Regions from separate parts of the Homo sapiens genome. Here region 2 is linked to region 1. Evidence: chromatin loops called from intact Hi-C (ENCODE). Cell type or tissue: Caco-2. All regions are shown on one strand. Each heading gives the region's core, and the rest is flanking DNA. Links, peaks and the distances in the headings are about the cores only. Region 1 has its middle 18 kb from the start of ZKSCAN2. Region 2 has its middle 61 kb from the start of LINC02191.

What was found. Peaks named below come from ENCODE experiments on the same cell type or tissue, not always from the same donor. Only the 100,000 strongest peaks of a DNase experiment are listed, where the experiment ranks them.
Region 2: a loop joins it to region 1, with 2.7 times the contacts of the local background. A loop is called at or near these places in 2 of 110 quality-filtered maps.

Annotation. Positions count from the first base shown.
Region 1 is chr16:25,271,871-25,280,208 of GRCh38, reverse strand. No RefSeq gene overlaps it. Among named protein-coding and RNA genes, the nearest start is that of ZKSCAN2, 18 kb to the right of the region's middle. In Caco-2, for the core only: a CTCF peak has its summit at 3,381 (motif pointing left); a DNase peak (open chromatin) is centred at 3,368.
Region 2 is chr16:25,368,350-25,376,687 of GRCh38, reverse strand. No RefSeq gene overlaps it. Among named protein-coding and RNA genes, the nearest start is that of LINC02191, 61 kb to the left of the region's middle. In Caco-2, for the core only: no CTCF peak of the experiment used is centred there; a DNase peak (open chromatin) is centred at 5,187.

The DNA.
Region 1 (8,338 bases), core at 36-8,035:
CTGACTCTGGCCAGAGTGTTGATAATTATTAAGATTTTTCTAACCCAGCCCAACAGCCTCTGCACCATCAGAACACTCCAGCTAAGGAAACTACAGGAGATCAGGAAAGGGTTAATAGTTTTATAAAGGATGTCCCAGGAGCGTGTCCAAATTCATAGGTCCAAGCACAACAACAGGGAGTCCCCAGGGCCTGAGGATGCTGGGATTGAATTAGGCTCCTCCATCATCTAAGAGTTGTGGGATGCCATTTCTCTGCTCTAAACTCACAGGTCCTCTGGGGAGACCAGTGAGATGAAAGCAATCAATGCACAGATCTTGGGGCAGCTGATGGTCAGCCAGGTGGCTCTGCTGATCCTGGCTGGCTTGCTCTCGTGTCCAGGTGTCAGCTGGCTATCCAGGCACCTGGACTGGCCTCTGCAGGGTGGCTGGGCTGCTTCAGCTCTCCTCGTGTCTCTCATGCTCCAGCACACTAGTCTGGGCATGTTCTCATGGTGATGGCAGAGGGACAAGAGACAGCAAGCGCCAGCGCGCAAGCCTATTTCAAGCTTCTGCTTGCATCACATCTGTGAATACCATATTGGCCGAAGCAAGTCACAGGACGCAGCCTGGAGTCAAGGACAGGTCTTGATGCCCTGCCTACAGTGAGAAAGCATGGCAAGCCAAGTGAGAATTTGCAATATTTTTAAAATAATTTCACCTTTTATTTTAGTTTCAGGGGCTACATTTGCAGCCTTGTTACATGAGTACATTGCATGATGCTGAGGGTTGGGGTATGCTTGATCCCATCACCCAGGTAGTGAGCATAGTACTCAATAGCTAGTTTTTCAACCCCTCCCCTCATCTCTTCCTCCCCACTATAGTACCCCCAGTGTCTGTTGTTCTCATCTTTATGTCCATGAGTACCCAACGTTTAGCTTCCACTTATAGGTGAGAATATGTAGTCTTTGGTTTTCTATTCCTGCATTAATTCGCTTAGGATAATGGCCTCCAGCAGTATCCATGTTGCCGCAAACGAAATGATTGGGTTATTTTTTTATGGCTGTGTAGTATTCCATGGTGTATATACACCATAACTTATTTATCCAATCCACCACTGATGGGCACCTAGGTTGATTCCATGTCTTTGCTATTGTGGATAGCGCTGCAATCAACATTTCAGTCCATGTGCCTTTTTGGTAGAATGATTTATTTTCTTTTGGATACATACCCAGTAATGGATTGCTGAGTCAAATGGTAGTTCTGTTTTAAGTTCTTTGAGAAATCTCCAAGCTACTTTCTACAGTGGCTGAACTAGTTTACATTCCCAACAACAGTGTATAAGCAAGAACCTGCATTTTGAGGTCAAGCTCTACTTCTTACCAGCTACACTGATGTCTTTCAAGTTCTCTGAGCAAATAAGACACTATTTTTCATCTATCTGATTAGTGAAGTTTTGTTAAATGTAATAATACACAGTGCATAATACAGCAAAGAAACAGGCAACTGAATATGTTCTTGGTGGGATTTTATTCTATTTTTCCAAGGGCAACTGAATCATACTTATGATGGTGGGTTGCAAAAATACCCCCTAATTCTTCTCATCTTTGTATGCACTCCTGTTTGCAATGTTACTTAGCAGCTCCTACCTCCATGAATCTGGGTTAGTCATGGGCCTTGCTTAGGCCAAGGAGAGAATGGGAAATATAATGCAAACGGGGGCTTGTACATTGGAATTGCCTCCCTTGCTGTGCTTGGAAGCCTGAGGCCACCATGTGAATGAGCCCAAGCCAGCCTGCTATAGAATGAGAGGCCACGTGGAGGAAAACTGAGGTGCCTCAGCTGACCTTAGAAGCTTGAGCATGCCCAGTTAAGATCAGCTAAGCCTGGTCTAGAACAGAAAAGCCAACCACCTGAGCCCACCCCTAATTGCCAAATCCCAGAATTATGCATGAGGTAGTAAAAGATGCCAATTCATTTTATCACATTCTCATAAAGGTCAGCATCTTTCATAAGCAGAGCTGTGTTGTAGCTTCATTTGACAAATATTTATTAAGCCTATTATTACATGCTAGGATTGTCTAGGCACTGATGAAATAAAATGAAAAAAATAAAAATAAAAAAAAGTTTCTGCCCTCATGAAGCTTACATTCTAGAGGTAAGAGACAGAATGTTATTTTGTTTTTTTGAGATAGGGTCTTGCATTGTCACCCAGGCTGGAGTGCAATGGCACAATCATAGCTCACTGCAGCCCCCACCTCCCAGGCTCAGGTGATTTTCCCAGCTCAGCCTCCTGAGTAGCTGGAAGTGCAGGCCCACTCCACTGTGCCCAGCTGATTTTTTATTTGTTTGTGGTAGAGATGAGGTCTTGCTATGTTGCCCAGGCTGGTCTCCAACTCCTGTGCTCAAATAATCCTCCCACCTCCACCTCCCAAAGTGCTGGAATGACAGGCATGAGCCACCATGCCCAACCACAGAATTTTTTTTTTTTTAATTACTAAGTGTAACAGATTGAGCAAGAGTGATGAGTGCTCTGGAGAAAAAGAATAACACTATGTATAACCCTATGATCCAGGAACTTTTCAAATGAGGGTGTAGAGTGTTGAGAGGGGCTGTAATAGTAAATGAGAAGACCAGATAAAACCTCTATAAGGAGATGATCAAGTGAAGATCTGAAGCAGGTAAGGGAATGAGCCTCATTGATATCTGGGGAGGAGTCTTCCAGGGCAAGGGAACAGCGAGAACAGTTTCTGAGGATGCGCTGGGGCCAACAAGTGTATAGGATTCAAAGACAGAGAAGTAAAAGGGGGGCCTGATTGCGTAGGGTCGTGTGGTGACTCTAAGGAATCTTTTGTAAATTCTTGTGTAGATTTAATATTTTAACGACGCGTGTGGTTGATAATTTTAAAAAACATATACAGATCAAAAACAGGCTGGGCACAGTGACTCACGCCTGTGATACCAGCACTTTGGGAGGCCCAGGTGGGTGGATCACCTGAGGTCAGGAGTTCGAGACCAGCCTGGGCAACATAGTGAAACCCCGTCTCTACTAAAAGTACAAAAATTAGCCAGGCATGGTGGCGGGCATCTGTAATCCCAGCTATTCAGGAGGCTGAGGCAGTAGAATCGCCTGAACCCGGGAAGCAGAGGTTGCAGTGAGCTGAGATCGCGCCGTTGCACTCTAGCCTGGGTGTCAGAGGGAGACTCTGTCTCAAAAATATATATATACGTGTGTGTGTGTGTGTGTGTGTGTGTGTGTGTGTGTCAAAAACAAATAGCAATCCTGAGCTGCACCCGTGGATTGCAGTATTAGTGGACTCTACATGAATTTTATTATAATCCCTGGCCCCATATTCACAGAGCTTGCTGGAGACAGCAAGAGTGATGTCATTTTTGGGCACAAACTGCCCTCTGCTGTTCACTTTTGGATTAACAGCCACCATTATCACCTGAAGAAGCAAACGCTGTCCTGGTAGAAAACAGATAATCAGTTATCAGGACACCCCGTCTTCCTTGCCAATAAGTTTGACTATTTCCAGAAGCTCTTAAAAAACAATATAAGAGGAAAGGATATCTCCCAAATCTTCGTCATTCATTTCTATCCAAATATTACATTATCTCTTTCTTTTCTTTCTTCTTTCTTTTTTGTCTTGTCTTTTGCCTTGCCTTGCCCTGCCCTGCCCTGCCCTGCCCTGCCCTGCCCTGCCCTGCCCTGCCTTGCCTTACGGGTCTTGCTATCTCACTCAGGCCAGAGTGCAGTGGCGTGATCATAGCTCACTGCAGCCTCAAACTCCCAGGCTCAAGCGATCCTCCTGCTTTAACTTTCCAGGTAGCTGGGACTACAGGTGCACACCACCCTGCCTGCCTAATTTTTTGATTTTTTGTAGACAGGGTCTCACTATATTGCCCAGGCTGGTCTTGAACTCCTGGGCTCAAGGGATCCTCCCGCCTCAGCCTCCCAAAGTGCTGAGATTACAGTAATGAACCACCAGCCCAGGCCTATATTTTTTTATTTTTATTTTTTTGAGATGGAGTCTCACTCTGTCGCCCGGGCTGGAGTGCAGTGGCACAATCTCAGCTCACTGCAACCTCCACCTCACAGGTTCAAGCAATTCTCCTGCCTCAGCCTCCTGAGTAGCTGGGATTACAGGTGCCCACCACCATGACCAGCTAATTTTTTTCTATTTTTAGTAGAAACAGAGTTTCACTATGTTGGCCAGGCTGGTCTCGAACGTCTGACCTCGTGATCCACCTGCCTCAGCCTCCCAAAGTGCTGGGATTACAGGCATGAGCCACCACACCCGGCCTTATTTTTTATTTTTTTAAGATTTTTTTAAAAACAGTTTTAGGGTCATAGCAACATTGTGAGGAAGGCAGAGAGAATTCCCATTCACCCCCTTCCCTACACATGCACAGCCTCCCCCATGATCGACATCCCCCACCAGAGTGGTACAGTTGTTGCAACTGAGGCACCTACCAGTACTGATGCGTCATTATCACCAAAGTCCCTAATTTACATTAGGGTTCACACTTGACATTGCATATTCCGTGGGTCTGGACAAATGTATAATGCCATGTATCCACCATTACAGTATCACACAGAGTATTTTCACTGCCCTAAAACCCTCTGTGTTCTGCCTATTCATCCCTACCCACCCACCCCTAAACCCTGGCAATCACTAACCTTTTTGTTGTCTCCATGGTTTTGCCTGAAAATCTGAAAAGGCTGCATACTGTATGATTCCAACTATATGACCTCCTGGAAAAGGCAAAACTGTTTAAAGATCTAAAATATTCACCAACTTGTTCATGTGATGCTCTGCAAATGCCTGTGAGGTGAGCTGTGTGGGCATTGTTAGCCCTTTTTGCAGATGAGAGAACTGAGACTTTGGAAACTTGTAGAACTTGCATTTAGTCTCATTAGCCAGTGCATGGTAAAACCAGGATGACAGTCAGAACCTTCCAACTCAGCTGGGTGCGGTGGCTCACACCTGTAACCCCAACACTTTGGGAGGCCAAGGTTGGAGGATCGCTTGAGGCCAGGAGCTTGAGACCAGCCTGGGAAATATAGTGAGTCCCTCATCTCAACAACAACAAAAAAATTTAATTGGCTGGGCATGGAAGCACACAGCTGTAGTCCCAGCTACTCAAGAGGATGAGGCTGGAGGATTGCTTAACCATTGAGTCTGCAGTGAGCTATGATTGCATCACTGTATTCTGGCCTGGGCGATAGAGCAAGACCCTACCTCTTAAAAAAATAAAATATGGCCGGAAATGATGGCTCATGCCTGTAATCCCAATACATTTGGAGGCCAAGGCAGGTGGATACTAAAAATACAAAAATTAGCCAGGCATGGTGGCAGACACCTGTAGTCCCAGCTACTCAGGAGGCTGAGGCAGGAGAATGGCTTGAATCCGGAAGGCGGAAGTTGCAGTGAGCCAAGATCACACCACTGCACTCCCGCCTGGACAACAGAGTGAGACTCCATCTAAAAAATAAATAAATAAATAAGAACCTTCCAACCCACTTTGGTACAACTGAAGTGCAAAGAGTGTAGACGACTTGCTCAACATCACACAAATTTTAAGCAACAAATCCAAGATAACAAGCCATGAGTTTTCATCACTTTAACCACAGACATGTCCAAGGAAAAGCCCAGATAAAGACCCAGGGAGGAGACGGCCATCTACAAGTCAAGGAGACCTCAGAATCAGCCCTGCCAATACCTCGATCTCAGGCTTCTAGCCTCCCGAATTGTGAAAAAATACATTTATATTGTTTAAGCCACCCAGTTTGTAGGACTTTGTTATAGCAAATTACTACAAAGGGTCTCCTCTTCTTGATAATGATATGATCATTATGATATTAGAAAAGTCATACAAATGAAGTGAACAGAGCAAACAGTAATTACAGTCAGAACAGCATATGCGCCAACCAGTTCTACCTCGGCGGAAGTTCTGGGAGGTTGTTCTGGAGGCTTTTGAACAGTGGACTGAGTTTAAGAGTGAGTGATGGGCTTAGGGTGTAAATTCAAGGGATTGGGCTGCAGCTGGGAGCTCGGGACATTCTTGGCTACTGCAGCCCTACTTTGCCTTTCACTGGCATGGTCATAACTTAGGTAGAAAATGTTGATTATTTAATCGTGTTGCCTTGCTTTTTGACCTGATAACCATTGATCAGTGGAAAGAAACACCTGCACAAGTCAAAGCAGGGCTCATTCCTCTGACGGCTTTTTGAATTGGCTTAGCAGCACTCAGCTCACTGCCTTCTTTGCTTTCTTTATCCCTTGCTGTTACTGAGAAAGATTTGGCCTGATTAGAGAAATTAGGATATACAGAAGGAGTCAACAAACTGCATCAATAATCTCCAATTAAAAGACAAGGACTCAACGTAAGGATAGACAAACCGATCAATGGAACAGAATAGAATACAGGAATAGACCCATACATATTGAATCCACTTATTTTTCACAAAGGTACCAGGTCAATGCAATGGAGAAAGAGAATTTTTTAACAAAATGATGCTGGAACCATTCGATATCCATATAGAAAAAATATAAAAGAATTTTCACCTCTACTTCATATAAAAAAATGAATTAGGGCACATGTTCTCAGGGTTTCCTGAGGGCTGTGTCATGGGCAAAAAATTTTTTCCAATAAAAAAATTTAAAGGCCGGGCACGGTGGCTCACACCTGTAATCCCAACACTTTGGGAAGCTGAGGCAGGTGGATCACCTGAGGTCAGGAGTTGGAGACTAGCCTGGCCAACATGGTGAAACCCCGTCTCTACTAAAAATACAAAAATTAGTCGGGCGTGTTGGCAGGTGCCTGTAATCCCAGCTACTCAGGAGGCTGAGGCAGAAGAATCACTTGAACCCAGGAGGTGGAGGTTGTAGTGAGCCGAGATCGTGCCACTGCACTCCAGTCTGGGCGACAGAGCGAGACTCCATCTCAAAAGAAAAAAGTAATGAATATTAATTATTAATGGAACTAACATTTACAGGGTTAGGTCCCACATTGTGATAAAAAGCCTCATGTACATTGTGTTATGTAATCCTGGGAGATGGGTGTTTGTACTGATTACATGGGAACATGAAGCTTAGTAAATTTAAGTTAGTGGCTCTCAATGGCATGCTAATATCATCTTGGGAGATTTTATTTTTTTAAAAATTCTGATGATTGGGCTTCATCCCAAGTCTACTGGATTAGAATCTCTGTGGATGGTGTCCAAGCATCTGTATTTTGTAAGTGCTCTCAGAGGTGACACTGATGTGCAACCAGGGCTGAGAACCAATGTGAATGTTAGAGAGACTGGAATTCAGGGCTTTACTGCCACTTCATTTACAGAAGACGATATAGATATAGATGTTGATAGTGATATCAATATATGTAGACATAAGTACAGATATACATATACCTAGTGTATTAGTCCATTTCACACTGCTATAAGGAACTAACTGAGACTACATCATTTATAAAGAAAAGAGGTTTAACTGATTCATGGTTCCACATGGCTGGAGAAGCCTCAGGAAACTTACAATAATGGTGGAAGGAGAAGGGGAAGCAAGGCACATCATACGTGGTGGCAGGAGAGAGAGAGAGCTAGGAGGGAAGTGCCACACTTTTTCTTTTTCTTTTTTTTTTTTTTTGAGACAGGGTCTTGCTGTGTCACCCAGGTTGGCATGCAGTGGTGTGATCTTGGCTCACTGTAATCTCCGCCTCCCAGGTTCAAGTGATTCTTGTGCCTCAGCCTCCCAAGTAGCTGGGATTATAGGTGTGCACCACCACACCCAATTAATTTTTGTATTTTTAGTAGACACAGGGTTTTGCCATGTTGGCCAGGCTGGACTCGAACTCCTGATCTCAAGTGATCTGCCTGCCTCAGCCTCGCAAAGTGCTGGGATTACAAGCATGAGCCACCGAACCCGGCCTACACTTTTAAACCATCAGATCTCATGAGAACTCACTCACTATCACAAGAACAGCTTTGGGGCTGGGCGTGGTGGCTCACACCTGTAATCCCATCACTTTGGGAGGCTAAGGCAGGTGGATCACCTAAGGTCAGGCGTTCGAGACCAGCCTGGCCAACATGGTGAAACCCCGTCTCTACTAAAAATACAAAAAAAATTAGGCAGGTGTGGTCGTGGACACCTGTAATCCCAGCTACTTGGGAGGCTGAGGCAGAATAATTGCTTGAACCCAGGAGGTGGAGGTTGCAATGAGCTGAGCTCGTGCCACTGCACTCCAGCCTGGGCAACAAGAGTAAAACTGTCTCAAAAAACAAAAACAGCTTTGGGAAAACTGCCCCCACGATCCAATTACCTCCCAAGTCCCTCCCTCAACATGTGGGGATTGCAGTTTG
Region 2 (8,338 bases), core at 206-8,205, 96 kb before region 1:
ATGAGCAGGGCAGGAGAGGGCTCCCCCTGTCCCACCACCCCCCGAACAAGGAATGTCAGGCAACCATCAGGTGATGGTCAATAATAATTGGTTGCAGCCAGTGCCAGGGAAAGACAGTCTCCCTATAGCTAGAAAAAAAAACTGAAATTGGTGATCAGCAGCTTCCTGATAAGATCTCAGGAGTTGGGTGAGTGTGCTCAAGCATGCACACTAAGAGGCAAAATGGCAGAGTTTAACTAGTATATGACCTCCTAGGGACAACAGGCTGGTAAGAGAATAATGCCTCAAGTGAGCATGTGTACAACTCCAGTTAACACGCTGCACACGGTGGTCCCCTCCCAAACACTGGTAGGCCACCATGTATGCAGAGAGCCCACCATGAGGGAAGAATCACTGGAGAAGTAGCAACTCAGACAAATGCCAATGTATAAAACCCCAAGTCAAAAGTCAAAGTGCACCCTTGACTCTCTCAAGTCACCTGCTTGGCCCTCTTCCAAGTGTACTTTACCTCCTTTCATTCCTGCTCTAAAGCTTTGTAATTCATTTTCAGGCCAGGTGCGGTGGCTCACACCCGTTATCCCAACACTTTGGGAGGCCAAGGCAGGTGGATCACCTGAAGTCAGGAGTTCGAGACTAGATTGGTCAACATGGTGAAACCCAATCTCTACTAAAAATACAAAAATTATCTGGGAGTGGTGGTGGGCACTTGTAATTCCAGCTACTTGGGAGGCTGAGGCAGGAGAACTGCTTGAACCCAGGAGGTGGAGGTTGCATTGAGCCAAGATTGCACCATTGCACTCCAGCCTGGGCAATAAGAGCAAAACTTCGTCAAAAAAATAAAAAAACATAAAAAATAAAAATTGACAAATAAATTTTCACTCCTGCTCTAAAACTTGCCTCCATCTCTCCTTCTGCTTTATGCCCTTCAGTTAAATTCTTTCTTCTGAGGAGGCAAGAACTGAGGTTGCTGCCGACCCATGCAGATTGGCCACTGCTAACAACATTGGTGGCCATCAGGAGAACAGTTTCAGCCAAGCTGTAGGAGCAGAAACTGGGTCACAGGGGATTAAGATTGTGAGGACATTGTTGCTACAGTGTAGACATTTATTCAATAATTTACTAAAGGTTGGATCCAGTGGCTCATGCCTGTAATCCCAACACTTTGGAAGGTTGAGGTGGGCGGGTCACCCTGAGGTCAGGAGTTCGAGACCCGCCTGACCAACTTGGTGAAACCCCATCTCTACTATAAATACAAAAATTAGCCGGGTGTGGTGGTGTGCACCTGTAATCCCAGGTACTTGGGAGGCTGAGGCAGTAGAATCACTTGAACCCAGGAGGTGGAAGTTTCAGTGAGCCGAGATTATGCCATTGCACTCTAGTCTGGGTGACAGAGCAAGACGCTATCTCACAAAATAATAATAATAAAAATTTTAAAAATTAAAAAATAATTTACTAGAAATGAGGAAAAAACAGAAGAGAAGGTAGAAGAATGTGTCATTCTTGCCTCAGAGCATTTGCAGATGCTTCTCCTTCTACCTGGAATGTGTTCCTGTTACCGGTGGAGGGTCTTGACTATGAGTTGTCCAAGTCCTTGGCGTTTTGAACAAAATATTGAACAAAATCCTACAAAAGTAGCAGAGGAATAAAATGCAGGAAGGAAGCAGCGAAAGCAGGAATTTATTAAACTGAGAAAGCACCCCACAGGGTGGGAGTGGGCCCAAGCAAGCAGCTCAAGGGCCGGGTTACAAAGTGTTCTGGTCTTTAAGTATTCCATTGTAGTTTCTTATCAGCTACCCCTTATCTGGATGAAGGATTTGGTCTGTGGCTAATTAAAAGCTGAGGTGAATTGGTGCCCTATAGATGAAGGGATGGTCCCTGCTTGGCCCAAGGCCAATCCAAGACATTCTCCCTTTCCATCTGAGACCTGGCAGAAGGCGGAGAGCTGTAGGGAAAGTAGCCTTTGATCCTTTGTTATTCGGGGTGGGGAAATGGAGTTTCCCCTTTTGATGTAGCTTTAGGAAGTTGTTATTAATTGGCCTTTGATTTCCTGCCCCCAGACGTTGGTGTTTTCTGTTTTAGAAAGTTAGCACAAATTGGCCTTAAGTTCCCTGTCTCCAGACCCTATTCTCCTGCCTTATTCCCACCAGATCTTCACAGAGCTGACTCCTACTTATCATTCAGATCTTGATTCAACCATCATCTCCTCAGAAAGCCTCATGCTGACACCCCTGCCCTACATAAAGCATCCCTGTTCCACCCACACATTGCTCTCTACCACATGCTATTATCTTCATTGTATTTATTAGTATGTAAGTTTTTGTTTGTTGTTGTTGTGTTGTTATTTTGTTTACTTGCTTATTGTCTCTCTCACCAGAATGTGCTTCAGTACTGTTGATGAAAGAAATCAGACTCTGTAAATTAGGCACTTATTCCAAGCCTATGTGAGTGACTGTGGCCCTGAGAACAGTCTCAAGAGGTCCTGGGAAAATGTGTCCTGAGGCAAGAGAATAGGGTCTGAGACAGATCACCTGAGGTTAGGAGTTGGTGACCAGCCTGACCAACATGGTGAAACCTCGTCTCTACTAAAAATACAAAAAAAAATTAGCCAGGTGTGATGGCACATGCCTGTAATCCCAGCTACTCAGGAGGTTGAGGCAGGAGAATCACTTGAACCCAGGAGGTGAAGGTTGCAGTGAGCCAAGGTCACACCATTGCAATCCAGCCTGGGCAACAAGTGCAAAACTCCATCTCAAAAAAAAAAAAAGAAACAAAGAGAGAGAGAATAGGATCTGGAGGCAGGGAACATAAGGCAGATTCATGCTGATTTCCTAGAACTAAATCAAATGGAAACACTTCAGCTATGACAGAAAATATCTTCTTCATTTACATAGGGCGTACAATGAGTAAATGACTTTGTAACTTTACTTCATCCTCTTTATTTACAGAGGGCATACACCAAGTAACCAATAGAAACCTCTACAGGATATTTAAACCCCAGAAAATTCTGTAATGGGGCTCTTGAGACCCTATGCCTGGGCCAGCTCCTACACTGTGGAGTATACTTTCATTTTCAATAAATCTCTGCTTTTGTTTCTTCATTCTTTCCTTGCTTTGTTTGTGCATTTTGTCCAGTTCTTTGTTCAAGACACCAAGAACCTGGACACCTTCAACTGGTAAGACAAGGTGATTAAGTTACAAGTTGGTTTTATACATTTTAGGAAGACAGGAATTGTAGGCGAAATTATAAATTGATACATGGAAGGTGCACATTGGTTCAGCCTAAAGAGACAGGACATCTCAAAGCGGGGGTTTGGGAGAGCTCACAGGTCATAAGTGGATTCAAAGATTTTCTGATTGGCAATTAGTTGAAAGAGTTAAGCTTTTTCTGAAGACTTGAAGTCTGTAGAATGAAGCCTGAGTTAAGGTGGGTTGTGGAGACCAAGGTTCTTATTATGTAGATGAAGCCTCATTGGAAGCAGCCTTCAGAGAGAATAGATGGTGTTTCTTTTCAGACCTTAAAAGATGTCATACTCTTAGTTAATCTCTCCCAGATCCATGAAAGGCCTGGCTGCATTAAAGGAGATGCTCTAGAGATGCATATTTCCCCCTCAAAAGATGGCTTTGCAGGGCCATTTCAAAATATATCAAAAAATATAATTTGGGGTAAAATATTTTTATTTCCTTCAGGGCCTGCTCTCTGTCATGTGACACTATACCAGAGTCAGATTGGAATGTGGTGTCTTACTGCCACACAGAGTCTGTTTTGTCAGTCTTATGATCTCTATTTTACCGTTAATGTGGGTCAATTGTGCCTAAACTCCAAAAGGGGGAGACATCTGACCTCCCTTCGGGTCATGGCCAGGAATTCCATTTTTCAGGTTTCTCTGGAATCTCCTTGGCACAGAGAGGGTCTGTTCAGTCAGTTGGGGATGGGAGGTGGAGGAGCTTAGAATTTTTATTTTTTCTTTATTTATTTTTTAATTATTATTTTTATTTATTTATTTATTTATTTATTTTGAGACAGAGTCTCACAGTGTTGTCCGGGTTAGAGTGCAATGGCGTGGTCTCAGCTCACTGCAACATCCGCCTGCCAGGTTCAAGCGATTCTTCTGCATCAGCCTCCTGAGTAGCTGGGATTGCAGGTGTGCACCACCACGCCCGGCTAATTTTTTGTATTTTTAGTAGAGACAGGGTTTCACCATGTTGGCCAGGCTGGTCTTGAACTCCTGGCCTCAGGTGTTTCACCCTCCTTGGCCTCCCAAAGTGCTGGGATTACAGGCATGAGCCACCGTGTCCAGCCCCGGAAATGGACCAGTTCCTAAGCTGCAGGCAGTGCTGTTCTCCTTGGGATACCGTCCTCTGTTGGGACTGTAACCGCCCAAAGGGTTCACTTTGCCCGCTGCCTAGACAGATTTATCAAGACAGAGGAATTGCAACAGAGAAAGAGTAATTTACGCAGAGCCACCTGTGAGGGAGACCAGAGTTTCATTATTAATCAAATCAGTCTCCCGAAGAATTTGGGAATCAGAGTTTTTAAGGATAATTTGGTGGGCAGGGGCCAGTGAGCCAAGAGTGCTGATTGGTTGGGTGGGAGATGAAGTCACAGGGAGTCTAAGCTGTCCTCTAGTACTGAGTCAGTTCCTGGGAGGGGTCCACAAGATCAGATGAGCCAGTTTATCAATGTAGGTGGTGCCAGATGATGCATCAAGTGCAGGGCCTGCAAAAGATCTCAAGCACTGATCTTAGATTTGACAATAGTGATGCCACCCCAGGAGCAACTTGAGCAGGGTCAGAATCTTGCACCCTCCAGCTGCATGACTCCTAAACCATAATTTCTAATTTTGTGGCTAATTTGTTAGTCTGCAAAGGCAGTCCAGTCCTCAGGGAGGAAGGGGGTTTATTTTGGGAAAGGGCTGTTATCATCTTTGTTTCAAAGTTAAACTATAAACTAAATTTATCCCAAAGTTCCCAGGAATGAAGAAGGACAGCTTGGAGTTTAGAAACAAGATGGAATTGGTTAGGTCAGATCTCTTTCACTGTAATAATTTTCTCAGTTATAGTTTCACAATGGTGGTTTCAGGACTATCTAGGGGCCAAACCTGCAGATCTCCGCATCAGCTTGTAGCAGCGAAAAAGAGGCCTCGCATGACTAACTCCATTTTTCTCCTAACCTCGTACCCCCACGGTGTTATCTTTTAGGTTAACTGCTTGTGCTTATCTCTGCATGTAGGCCAAGCTAACTATGGAAGGAATTTAGTTTATAGTTTAACCTTAAAGCAAGGATGATCATAGTCCCTTCCCAAAACTAGCCCTCGAGGAGATAAGGAGGGTGCACACACAAGTATCAATGTTATACTAAAGATTTATAGGAGTTGGCCAGGCGTAGTAGCTCACGCCTGTAATCCCAGCACTTTGGGAGCCTGAGCCGGGTGGATCACCTGAGGTCAGGAGTTTGAGACCAGCCTGGCCAACATGGTGAAACCCTGTCTCTACTAAAAGTACAAAAATTAGCTGGGCATGGTGGCAGACGCCTGTAATCCCAGCTACTTGGGAGGTTGAAGCAGGAGAATCGCTTGAACCTGGGAGGCGGAGGTTGTAGTGAGCTGAGATTGTGCCACTACATTGCACTCCAGCCTGGGTGACAAGAGCAAAACTCCGTCTAAAAAAAAAAAAAAGAAAGAAAAAGACATGTTTTATAGGAGCATTGTGACCTGACCAATGCCACCCAGATACCTGTGGTCAGCAGTCATCTTTTGATCTCAACCACGCTCCTCTTTTCCCTTCCCCTCACATAAAAGGAGCCCAAAATTCATGTTAGTTTAAGATGCTTTTTTAGGACACCAGTCCAACATCTTCTCAGCTTGCTGACTCTCGGAAATAAAGCCGCCTCCCTTGCCCCAACACCTTGTCTCTCAACTGATTGCTTGTCACGCAGCAAGCAGTATGAGCTTTGGACTCAGCTACAAGCTCACCACTTCCACAGCACTCCCGCCCTGCCTTGCTATTGCTCCAAGTGCCTCAGACTCACATTAGGCTTAAGTAGCAAAGAGAGGGTTCAACTCACCCTGCCTATCTACCATCTGTGGCACCTGGGCCTCTCTATCTCTTTCACACTGACAATCAACCACTTGCTCCCTCTCCAAACGACTTCCATCATTTTAGTTAGGTTCTAGGATGCATGAGCCTCTACCTCTCTTCTGCATCATCCTCAGGATTAAATTCAGGAAGGAGTCAGTCAGCAGCCTTGATTAATTCTCCTTCTTGGCTAATCTACTCTTCATGCATAGACTAGCATGCATGCACGCACACATGCACATGCGCACGTACACACACACACACACACACACACACCAAATAAAGCGTAATATTTGCAACTTCATGTAAGCATATTTGCAGGACAAATTCTCTTGAAATGCTGAAATAATGGATGCGCATATTTTAAATTTTGATAGAAATTGCTCGAGTGCCCTCCAAAACAGTGTACCAATTTACACTGTCAATCTTAGTGCCAATTTTCCTGCAAAAACTGTATACATAGGGTATTACCAAACATTTCAATGTTTATGACAAAAAGGTATACAAAAATGATATTGTTCTTTCAATTTGCAGTACCCCAGTTATGAGGAAGATTGGATTTTTTCCCCATGCATATTGTAGCAGTTCTTAAAATAGTTAAAAAGGAGACTTGATCTAAATATCTACCATCAAAATGATTTGTTAAGTAATTTGTAGAATAGGTTACAGAAAAAATAAGTGATTAGTAAATATAAGGAAAAAATGCTCTCTGCCAACTATAATTAAAGAAACATGAATGAAAACAGCAAATATGCTACCATTATTTTCAACCTCATATAACTGACAAAGATTTAAAATTTTTAATAATTCCTGTGGTTGGCAAAGTTCCACCACTACTATTGCTAGCACTTGCTACAGAATTCAAATAAAAGTGATGACCTCTGTCATATACTTTTGCCCCAAATCATGCCTTTCCTACTTTTTAATTCCTCAAGCTATACTCAATGTACCATTAAAATCTCTTTTAATACCTATTTTCTTAACTTGATCAGAACTTGACATTCATACTCCCTTAATTCTGGATGAGAAGCTAGATAAGGTGAGAAAGAAATAAATTGGATTTCCACTTACCAATGTTTAGTGCTCCAAACATTTGACACCCAAGAGGTCTTCTAGTATCTTAATTTTGGTTTCCCCAAAAGCAGTGTCTAGGACTTGGCTACAGGGATGTTATTTGGTAAGTAATCCCCAGAAGTGTAGTAACAGGGTGGTGATTATGAGGCAGGGAAGATGTAGCAGTCACTAAAGAGTATTTTGAATAACAGATGCTAGCCAGACTGCAGAGAAAAGGGAACGCTCATACACTGTTGGTGGGAATGTAAATTAGTTCAACCACTGTAGAAACCAGTCTGGAGATTTCTCAAAGAACTAAAAATAGAATTACCACTCAACCAAGCAGTCACACTATAGGTATATACCCAAAGGAAAATAAATCATTCTACCAAAAAGATAACTGCACTTGTATGTTCATTGCAGCACTATTCACAATAGCGAGGACATGGAATCAACCTAGGTGCCTACCAACAATGGGTTGGATAAAGAAAATGTGGTACATTTACACTATGGAATACTACACAGCCATAAAAAAAGATTGAAGTCTTATTGATGCAGTATCTTTTGCTCCTTAGTTCAGCTAAAATCTGGGTTCTTGTCACACAACCAGGAAACATTAGGCACGCAGACACATTGAAAGGTGAGGAGAGTGGAAGTTATTTTTATTTTATTTTATTCATTATTATTATTTTTTTTTTTTGGAGATGGAGTTTTGCTCTTGTTGCCCAGGTTGGAGTGCAATGGCGCAATCTCGGCTCACTGCAACCTCCACTTTCCGGGCTCAAGCGATTATCCTGCTTCAGCCTCCCAAGTAGCTGGGATTACAGGTACCCACCACCATGCCCAGCTAATTTTTTTTTGTATTTTTTAGTAGAGACGAGGTTTCACCATGTTGGGCAGGCTGATCTCAAACTCCTGACCTCAGGTGATCCACCCGCCTCGGCCTCCCGAAGTGCTGGGATTATAGGTGTGAGCCACTGCACCCGGTCAAGAGTGGAATTTATTTAAAAAAATCTCCCAGTGAAAAAAAGAAGAGGTCCTGCCAACAGGCTCCCACCTCACAGATTAAATACCAGGCCACCACACACAGGAGCTGAAGAGGCCAGGCTCCTCCCTCCTGCATAAGGTGCAAATCCCCAGTGGCTCCACCCCATTCTCCCAGTGTGCAGGCCGGCCCCCAGTCCATGGTGGGCACGTCCACAGAAAGCCC